Linked DNA regions of Homo sapiens: region 2 is linked to region 1. Evidence: chromatin contacts called from ENCODE Hi-C or POLR2A ChIA-PET data. All regions are on one chromosome and are shown on one strand. The core of a region is the stretch at or near the end of the contact, and the rest is flanking DNA. Distances in the headings are between cores, read along the strand shown.

Region 1 (3,923 bases), core at 964-3,463:
CTCAGACTGATGGATTTCCTTCCTTCCTTCCTCCTGGAAGGCTAGAGCTGGGAGGTGCCTAATCCTTTGGTGTAACCTGAGATCACGTTCAATGACGGCAGCTTCTGTGGGAGAAAGTTTCTCACATGTTGATGGAGTCTGGCTGGAATCCCTCTATCTGAGCCTGCCCTACAGCAATGAGCCTTGGCCAACACTCAACAGTTTATAGGTATAACAACTACGCAGTGCACTAAAATATCAGCATACCATCGTACTAATACACAAAACAGAGCCTGTCTTCAGTGAACGGGCCCCGAGCCTTTGCCTGATTGTTCTTGTGCTTAATATCAGTGTCTTTGCTGTTTATTCTTCGATGCGTATTTATTAGCTTGTTTTATGCCAGGCATTGTGCTAGATGCCAGGTACCTAGTGAAGCACGAAATAGATGTATCCCCTGTCCTTAGGGAGTTCTCAGTTTAGGGGGCATTCAGGCAAATGCATCATTAAGTACGTAACTACAAAATGAGGAGGTACAAGGAAGATACAACATCAGAGGACCCCAAGTTACTTAGACTGGTGGAGAGAAGGCCTCTCTGGCATGGGAATTTGAAGATTTGATATAAAAAGAGAATATATTTCAGTAATAATTTTTATGTAACCGTGTTGAAATAATGTCTTTGAAATAGTAGGTTAAATAAAGGATTAAAATTAACTTCAGCTATTTTTTAAATTGACTATCAGAAAATTTAAAATTACCCATGTGGCTCACGTTGTGTTTTTATTGGCTAGCACTGGTCTAGATTTGGGTAAGGACTTCAGATTTTCTCTGTAGGGCAAAAGGAAATCTACCTTTAAAGGATTTTAAGCAAGGGAATGGCACGATCAGTTTTTAGAAGATTGCTTTGTCTCCCTGTGGAGGAGGATTGATGGAGAAGAGGATGAGGAGGGAAGGCAGGAGGTGGTTGTAAAAGTACAGGGAGCAGGTGGGGTTCTGCACTAGCGTGGTGGTAGAGGAGAGAAGTCTGTGGATTCGAGATATAGTTTGCAGGTACAGTCTGCCATATCTGCTGAGGTTTGGATATGGTGGGGTGGGGGAGAGGTATAGTCAAGCATGGCTCAGGCAGCTGGGTATATGGGATAGGGCATTTGCTGAGATAGGGAAGCTTGGGAGAGGACCAAGGCTTTATTTGTTTGGTTGATTGCATTTTCTTAGGGAAGGGGGTTATGGTAGATTGCTGAGAATCAGGACTTCTGTTTGGGGTTTGCTAAGTTTGAGATGCATGCATGTCTAAGTGGAGGTGTTAAACAGACAGGCGGTTGGAATTATGAGCCTGGAGCTCTGCAAAAAAGGTCTGGCCTGAAAGGTATAAAGTTAGGAGTCTGCACAGAAGTGAAATTAAAGCCATGGAAATGGATGCCATCGTCAAAGGAGAGATCTAGAGCTCTATGTAAAGAGTAAAGGGAAGGAACCCTAAGAACGACCTCAGAGGAATCCCAGCACAGTTTGTTCCAGGGAGTCAGCAGAGGAGGCCGAGTGCAGAGAAATAAGATAGGATATGGATAGATAGGATCTGGATAGGGTTGGTGTTCAAAAGAAGATTTTTTTTTTTTTGATGATAGAATTCAATAGGAGACTATCTTGCCATTTAAACTAAAGCATATTTTATCCACTACTTGATTTTTTTAAATAAGGCAGACATGTTTTCAGGGCCACCCTCCCTGGGGTCTGTGTCAGCAGCATGGTGATTATACTCCTGTGGTTTCTTCCCAGCGGTCCTGGACATTCCCCAAGGACCCTGTAGACAGAGGAGGTACATGGACACTGCAGTGTCTGCCTTTGCCTAAAGGGTGATGGCTGCTTTTTCAAGGTTTAGGTAGGTGGCCACGTTGAGGATGGGTGTCTGCCCGGGAAGACAGGTCAAGGGGATATGTTCCTTTATCTGGTAGGCAGAAGCCCTTCCTCTTAGAGGCTTGAGGACATTATCTCAAAACCATAGCATTTTTATTCTGCCTCTCGATTAGTTAGAAAAAGCCTTTACAAACACACTCTTTCAGAAGCCGGTAGGGAATGGGTGGGGGTGGGGTAGATGGGACTGGTGGGATTGGAGGAAGGGCAGATAGATAGCAGCCAAACAAAGCATCTGCTTTTATCAGAAGTGCTGTGTTTGAGCTTAGACAGCCTGAAGCCTGATGATTCACTGATGCCAGATCCTCTCTGCCTGCCAAGAGACATACTGGCCTTGATACGGTTTTTCTTGTTCTTACCCTATTCAATTTGACTGACTGCTGCCAAGTTAAAATTTCAACAGTGGCTTTTAGCTTCATGCTGTCACTAGAATTCTGCTGAGCCCAGGTTAACCCATGACTGGGTCAAGTTTTTATCAACCAGTACCACTGTGTATTAGTCTTGGATTCCTATATAGACTCACCATAGTGTAATATGCAGGATATTTAAATGATGCTGTTTTAACATGATTAGGGAAACTGCCTGAAAAAGGAGTTGAATTGCCATTCTTTTCATGAACACAGTCATCAGGCATTGCAATGTTTTCAGATAAGATAGACACTGACTCATAGAAAAGTAGGAACTGGGCCAGGCGCGGTGGCTCACGCCTGTAATCCCAGCACTTTGGGAGGCCGAGGTGGGCGGATCACCTGAGGTCAGGAGTTCGAGACAAGCCTGACCAACATGGAGAAACCTTGTCTCTACTAAAAATACAAAATTAGCTGGGCGTGGTGGTGCATGTCTGTAAGTCCAGCTATTTGAGAGGCTGAGGCAGGAGAATCGCCTGAACCCAGGAGGCAGAGGTTGCAGTGAGCCGAGATCCTGCCATTGCACTCCAGCCTGGGGCAACAAGAGCAAAACTCCGTCTCAAAGTAAAAAGAAAAGTAGGAACTCGCTGTTGAAATGAAAGAACCAGGCATTTTAGAAGTAATCAGGCCTTAGAATCTCTGACAGCCAGGGAGGGAAATGTGTTCTTGTCTATAGTCTACCCTAGACTGTAAGAAAAAGGATTCCCAAGGTCGAGGTACATGATAAACACAATCCCATGGCCTCAAGTTTAAAAAGAGAAACACAGTTCAGGACAATTAAAAACAATGCTGTGACCCCAGTTCCAAAGGAGGAAGAGGTATGTGGCCATCCAGATAGCTCTTCTGTTTAAGGATGTGAATGAAAGACTGACTCCAGTCTGAACCTGCTCCTTTAAAGGATTCCCCCAGTGTGGTAATGAGGAGCCAGGGCCACTTTGATGTATTCATTCACAAGTATGTTGAACTTTGGTGTGCCAGGCTTTATGCTAGGTGCTGGAGATTCAAAGACAGAAAGGCCAGGTCTTTGTGCATGTAAGGAGCCCTCAGAGGAAGGATGCCCATTTGAACTACCTCTCCTTAGCAGCACCTGTTCTCCATCTTCTTTGCAACTGACCTAATTTCTCATCCACGGTATAGCCCTTTGTATTGCTCCACTGGATTGATAAGCAATCCTGCCTTTCCTGACCTCTGACCTTAACATCTTTCCAGGTATCATGTTACTTTTTCTCCTTGACTTGCTGACTGCAGGTGGCACTTTCTAGATAACCCTTTCCTTTGGACCTGCCTTCTCTGTGCTGCCACTTCCTCTGTGCTTTCCTGACCTTGGACCCTGAGCCAGACCCAGGGAAGGTCGGGTCATGCAACCAAGGTCCATATCAGAGGGTGGCTCTGGGCTGTAAAGAAACAGAGTGCAGAGTGAAAAGAGGATTGTGAAAAATGTGAAGGGTAACAAAAGGGCTTTCAGAAGTTATGTTTGGAACAATAAGACCAAAGAGAGGGGCTTGTGAGAGAAACCAAACTGCTAAGCTTCTGTTCAGCTTGCATTTTTTTCCATCAAGAAATGACTTCTCTGACTGGAAAGGGTAGGATAAATGTGAAGCAAGAATCGCTGGCCTGGAGTAGATGAGGCC
Region 2 (3,923 bases), core at 643-3,142, 73 kb after region 1:
CTAAAAATCAGCCCCTGAGTTACTCTTCAGCTAGCGCTCCTTATGGGCCAATGTGCAAAGAAGCACTAGAGGATGAGAATCTAGCCCTAAAATTCCAGGGCTTTGTTGTTGTTGTTGTTGTTGTTGTTGTTTGGTGGAAAAGGATTTGGAGCTATTTCTTTGCTGACGTGCAAAGTAGTGTAATAGGCCGGGCATGGTGGCTCACGCCTGTAATCCCAGCACTTTGAGAGGCCAAGGTGGGTGGATCGCTTGAGCCCAGGAGTTTGAGACCAGCCTGGGCAACATGGCAAAACCCTATCTCTAAAAAAAAAATTACAAAAATTAGCCAGGCATGGTGGCACGTGCCTGTTGTAGTCCTAGCTACCAGGGAGGCTGAGATGGGAGGATCGCTTGAGCCCAGGAGGTTGCTTGAGCCCAGGAGGCCAAGGCTACAGTGAGCTGAGATTGCACCACTGTGCTCTAGCACAGTGAGACCCTGTCTCAAAAAAAATAAAATAAATAAACATTTTTAAAAAGTAGTGTGATAAGTAATAATTTTGTGGCTCCCATGGGGGTTTGAAGGACAAGCTGGGAAACTTGGGAGAACCACAGGGACACAGCCTTTTTCTGTTCATGGGACTTTCAGCAAGCGGTTCCTGGTCAGCATGCCTGGTCTTGCTGGGAACTGGGCAGGTTTCCAGGTTCAGTTCACATGTTGTAAGCAGGCATGGTTCTAAATTAAACCTGGAGCCACCGCTGTCCACCCAGCACTCACTGCCATGGCCACTGTGCAACGCCGCAGACCACTGATTCTCAAACATCTGAGGTGAAGGACCAGGGTTGTCTTTTTAAATTTGTTTCACTTTCCTATCTGTCATAAAAATGAAATATTAGAAATGTGAAATAAAGACAGACTTCTGTTATTAGATTCAAGAGACATAAAATTGCTCTGTCCATTTGCCCTAAAAGTTTCTAAAGACTGACTCAATTCCTGAACATGAGTTTACCAACAGCAAAGAAGTTAGGGCCATCGCTACCAGCCCAAGGACTGTGCTTTGGGCCTCACTGCCCAGAGGCCCAGGATCTAAGGCCAGAAGGGAACAGCTGCCCTCCCCACGCTATGTCAGGACAGTCCTGAAGGAGAATGAGGAAGCTCTCCGCTGGGAAGAGAGCAGGCTGGGCTGCTGTGTCTTGCTGTCTGTACATCTCTCTGGCCCTTCCTGCCCAGCTGCTTGAGTAGACTGGTAAAAGGAACCTCTTGGTGGACTCTCCTACCATAGTCCCCATGTGCAGGTGAAAATTTTATTACATGGTTGCGGCCGGAGAAACGAAAGGTCACAGCTCTTTGTAATCATTATCCAGGCTCCCCTACCTGAATGCAGGCTGTAGCATAACTGGTTGGATTAGTGAAGCAGGCGGTCACCTCCAGCTGGCATGGCCTGGTGTGGCCTGGGCAGGGTGAGCTCATGGTTGACTCTGTGTTGCAGTTCTCCAAGGAGAGGCACATCATGGACAGGACCCCCGAGAAACTGAAGAAGGAGCTGGAGGAGGAGCTGCTCCTGAGCAGCGAGGACCTGCGCAGCCATGCCTGGTACCACGGCCGCATCCCCCGACAGGTACCTGGTCTTGTCCCTTCCAGAGCATACACGGCTGCTCTCAGGCAATGTACAGATTGATGACCCGCAGGGTCCCACTCCGAGGCCACATGGGCGGAAGCACCTGTGTAACCAAAAACAAATACTCTAAAAATGACTTCATTTAGACCCTTCTCTAAGAAGACCTTGGGAAGAGCTGAGGTCAAGAACCCAAAGCACACATCCACATGTTCAGGAAGTGAAGGGACAGCCAGCGCTCCTGGGGTCTGCAAGCACAGCGTTGTGGGAGGCAGCAGCCACAGAGTCAGTAACCGGAAGAACTAGGAGGGCGGGCTGTGGCCCAGGTAATTGAACTCTTGGCCAGCTGCCAGCAGCCTCAGACCATTTGCAGCCCCTCCTTCTCAAGGCAGTGGCTTAGCTTCGGGAGGAGAGAGGGCAGGTGGCCCAGATCAACAAGGCTGCCTCTGCCCCATTGAGCTGGCAGTTATTCACACTCTCCATCACTTCCCTACTGGATCCTGTGACCCAGAGGTGGGAAAAAAGGGGAATTAAACCCATGACCACAGACTCATGGCCCAGAATATACTTTGTGATCGTCATTTGGGTGATTGCCATAAATAATGTTTTTTCATTTAATACTGTAAAAATTGAAAAATAGAGTAAGTCTGCAGAATTGAGGCATAGAATTTCCCTTGGGTTTTTATTGTAAACCTGATCTGGCCAATCATTAACCAAGGACAACATGACAGGAAGTGTGTGGACAGGGGCTGGGGGGAAGGGCATCATGTCGTAAGTTTTTTTTCTTTTTTTTGAGACAGAGTCTTACTCTATCACCCAGGCTGGAGTGCAATAGCACAATCTCAGCTCACTGCAACCTCTACCTCCTGGGTTCAAGCGATTCTCCTGCCTCAGCCTCTCTGGTAGCTGGGATTACAGGTGTCCACCACCATGCCCTGCTAACTTTTATATTTTTAGTAGAGACGGGGTTTCACCATGTTGGCCAGGCTGGTCTCGAACTCCTGCCCTCAAGTGATCCACCCACCTCAGCCTCCCAAAGTGCTGGGATTACAGGCATGAGTCACTGTGCCCAGGCTTTTTTTTTTTTTTTTTTTTTTTTAATGTAGTAGATTTCTTGGCACAATCAAATAAATAATTATTATTCTGACTTTGTTTTTTTAAGTTTAAAATTGATTGTAGAAAACATAGATAGCAAAAAGAAGGAAATTAAACTCTTATCCATAATTCTCCTCATAATTCTCCTGGGGATAACCACGATGAATACTTTTGTGTACATACATCCTCCCGGGCTTTTTGAAATCAAGTATGAGATTGTACTACATATACTTTTTTGGTAGCCCATTCTACTCACTTACTATGTCCTGGGAATTTTCACCCACTGTAGAATATTCTTCTGCACCAGCCTACATTGTATGTCTGTCCACGGTATGCATGCACTACAATTTACTGGACACATAGGGTGTTTCTAATACTCTGACCAATATCCTTTAAGATTGCTGTGTTCATACCTACAATTATTTTCACAGGCTCAATTCTAAGAAGTGGCATTTCTATGTGAAAACATTTTTAAGGCAAAGATGCAATTTTAAAGTAACCATGGTAGCCTACTATTTTGACCTAACAGAAGTATACTGTTGATCAAATGTTGGAATGTTCCAGAAAAATTGTCAGAATTATAAAACCGATACTATCACCACCGTCCGTCTCCTTATCATGGTCATTACATTCGTTTACTACTTGCATGAGTATTAATTTTCAGTGATAAATCGTTCCAAACTGGATAACTGAACACTATAACCATAACCGTAATAACGAGTTATTGCTAACATTTTAGCCCCTTAAATCTTTGTAGCCATTCTATAGGTAATATTATCATTTGTGTTTTTCAGATGATATAAGTGAGCCACAAGGAGATTATGTAATTTGTCCAGAGTCATACAGCTGAGCCAGGATGCAAACCCAGGTGGTCAGGCTACAGGAACAGCCAGGCTGCACCACATTATAAATTCTCCAGTTGCTGTAAGCAGCAGCATCATGCTTGTTAACTATTTTTGAGCATCCACTGTGTTCCAGTGCTTACATATGTTATGTATACAAATACATAACCCTGATAGTAACTGTAAGATGAGGGACCCCAGCCTGACTTTGTTCTAGGCCTTCTAGCCAGTAATTGGTGTGTCCAGAATCTATACCCCAGTCCTGCATGTGGACTCCTCCTCCCCACTGGCCAGGCCTGGAGAGGGGCATCTTAGGAGAGGGCCCCTAGGATGACTTCTAGACACCAACAAATACCCTTCTTTCTCTTCACTCCACTTGTTGGGGAGGGAAAAT

Evidence for each region. Hi-C counts contacts between places; a loop is a spot of excess contacts on that map. ChIA-PET counts read pairs that join two places held with the same protein, here RNA polymerase II (POLR2A). Pooled maps may share reads with other maps.
Region 2: a map with no recorded cell type shows a loop between it and region 1 (4-fold over the local background). The contact joins the promoter of BCAR3-AS1 here to the enhancer-like site in region 1. A Hi-C loop is called at or near these places in 1 of 37 single-sample maps with no recorded cell type and 1 of 50 pooled maps. POLR2A ChIA-PET finds 5 or more read pairs at or near these places in 3 of 52 experiments (AG04450, H1 and PC-9).

Annotation. Positions count from the first base shown.
Region 1 is chr1:93,663,066-93,666,988 of GRCh38, reverse strand. The region is part of intron 2 of BCAR3 (BCAR3 adaptor protein, NSP family member); the gene reads left to right. Among named protein-coding and RNA genes, the nearest start is that of BCAR3, 17 kb to the left of the region's middle. RefSeq lists a silencer at 1-276 and an enhancer at 3,905-3,923. Within about 2 kb of position 2,213, at least 13 of the 41 ENCODE cell types and tissues checked have a DNase peak (open chromatin) inside an H3K27ac peak, as active enhancers do; they include PC-9, where a contact is called at or near this core.
Region 2 is chr1:93,589,937-93,593,859 of GRCh38, reverse strand. BCAR3-AS1 (BCAR3 antisense RNA 1) reads right to left here and starts at 1,892. Exons shown (of 4, transcript NR_034091.1): 1 at 1,352-1,892. BCAR3 (BCAR3 adaptor protein, NSP family member) reads left to right here. Exons shown (of 12, transcript NM_003567.4): 4 at 1,467-1,595. RefSeq lists enhancers at 1,530-1,689, 1,196-1,696.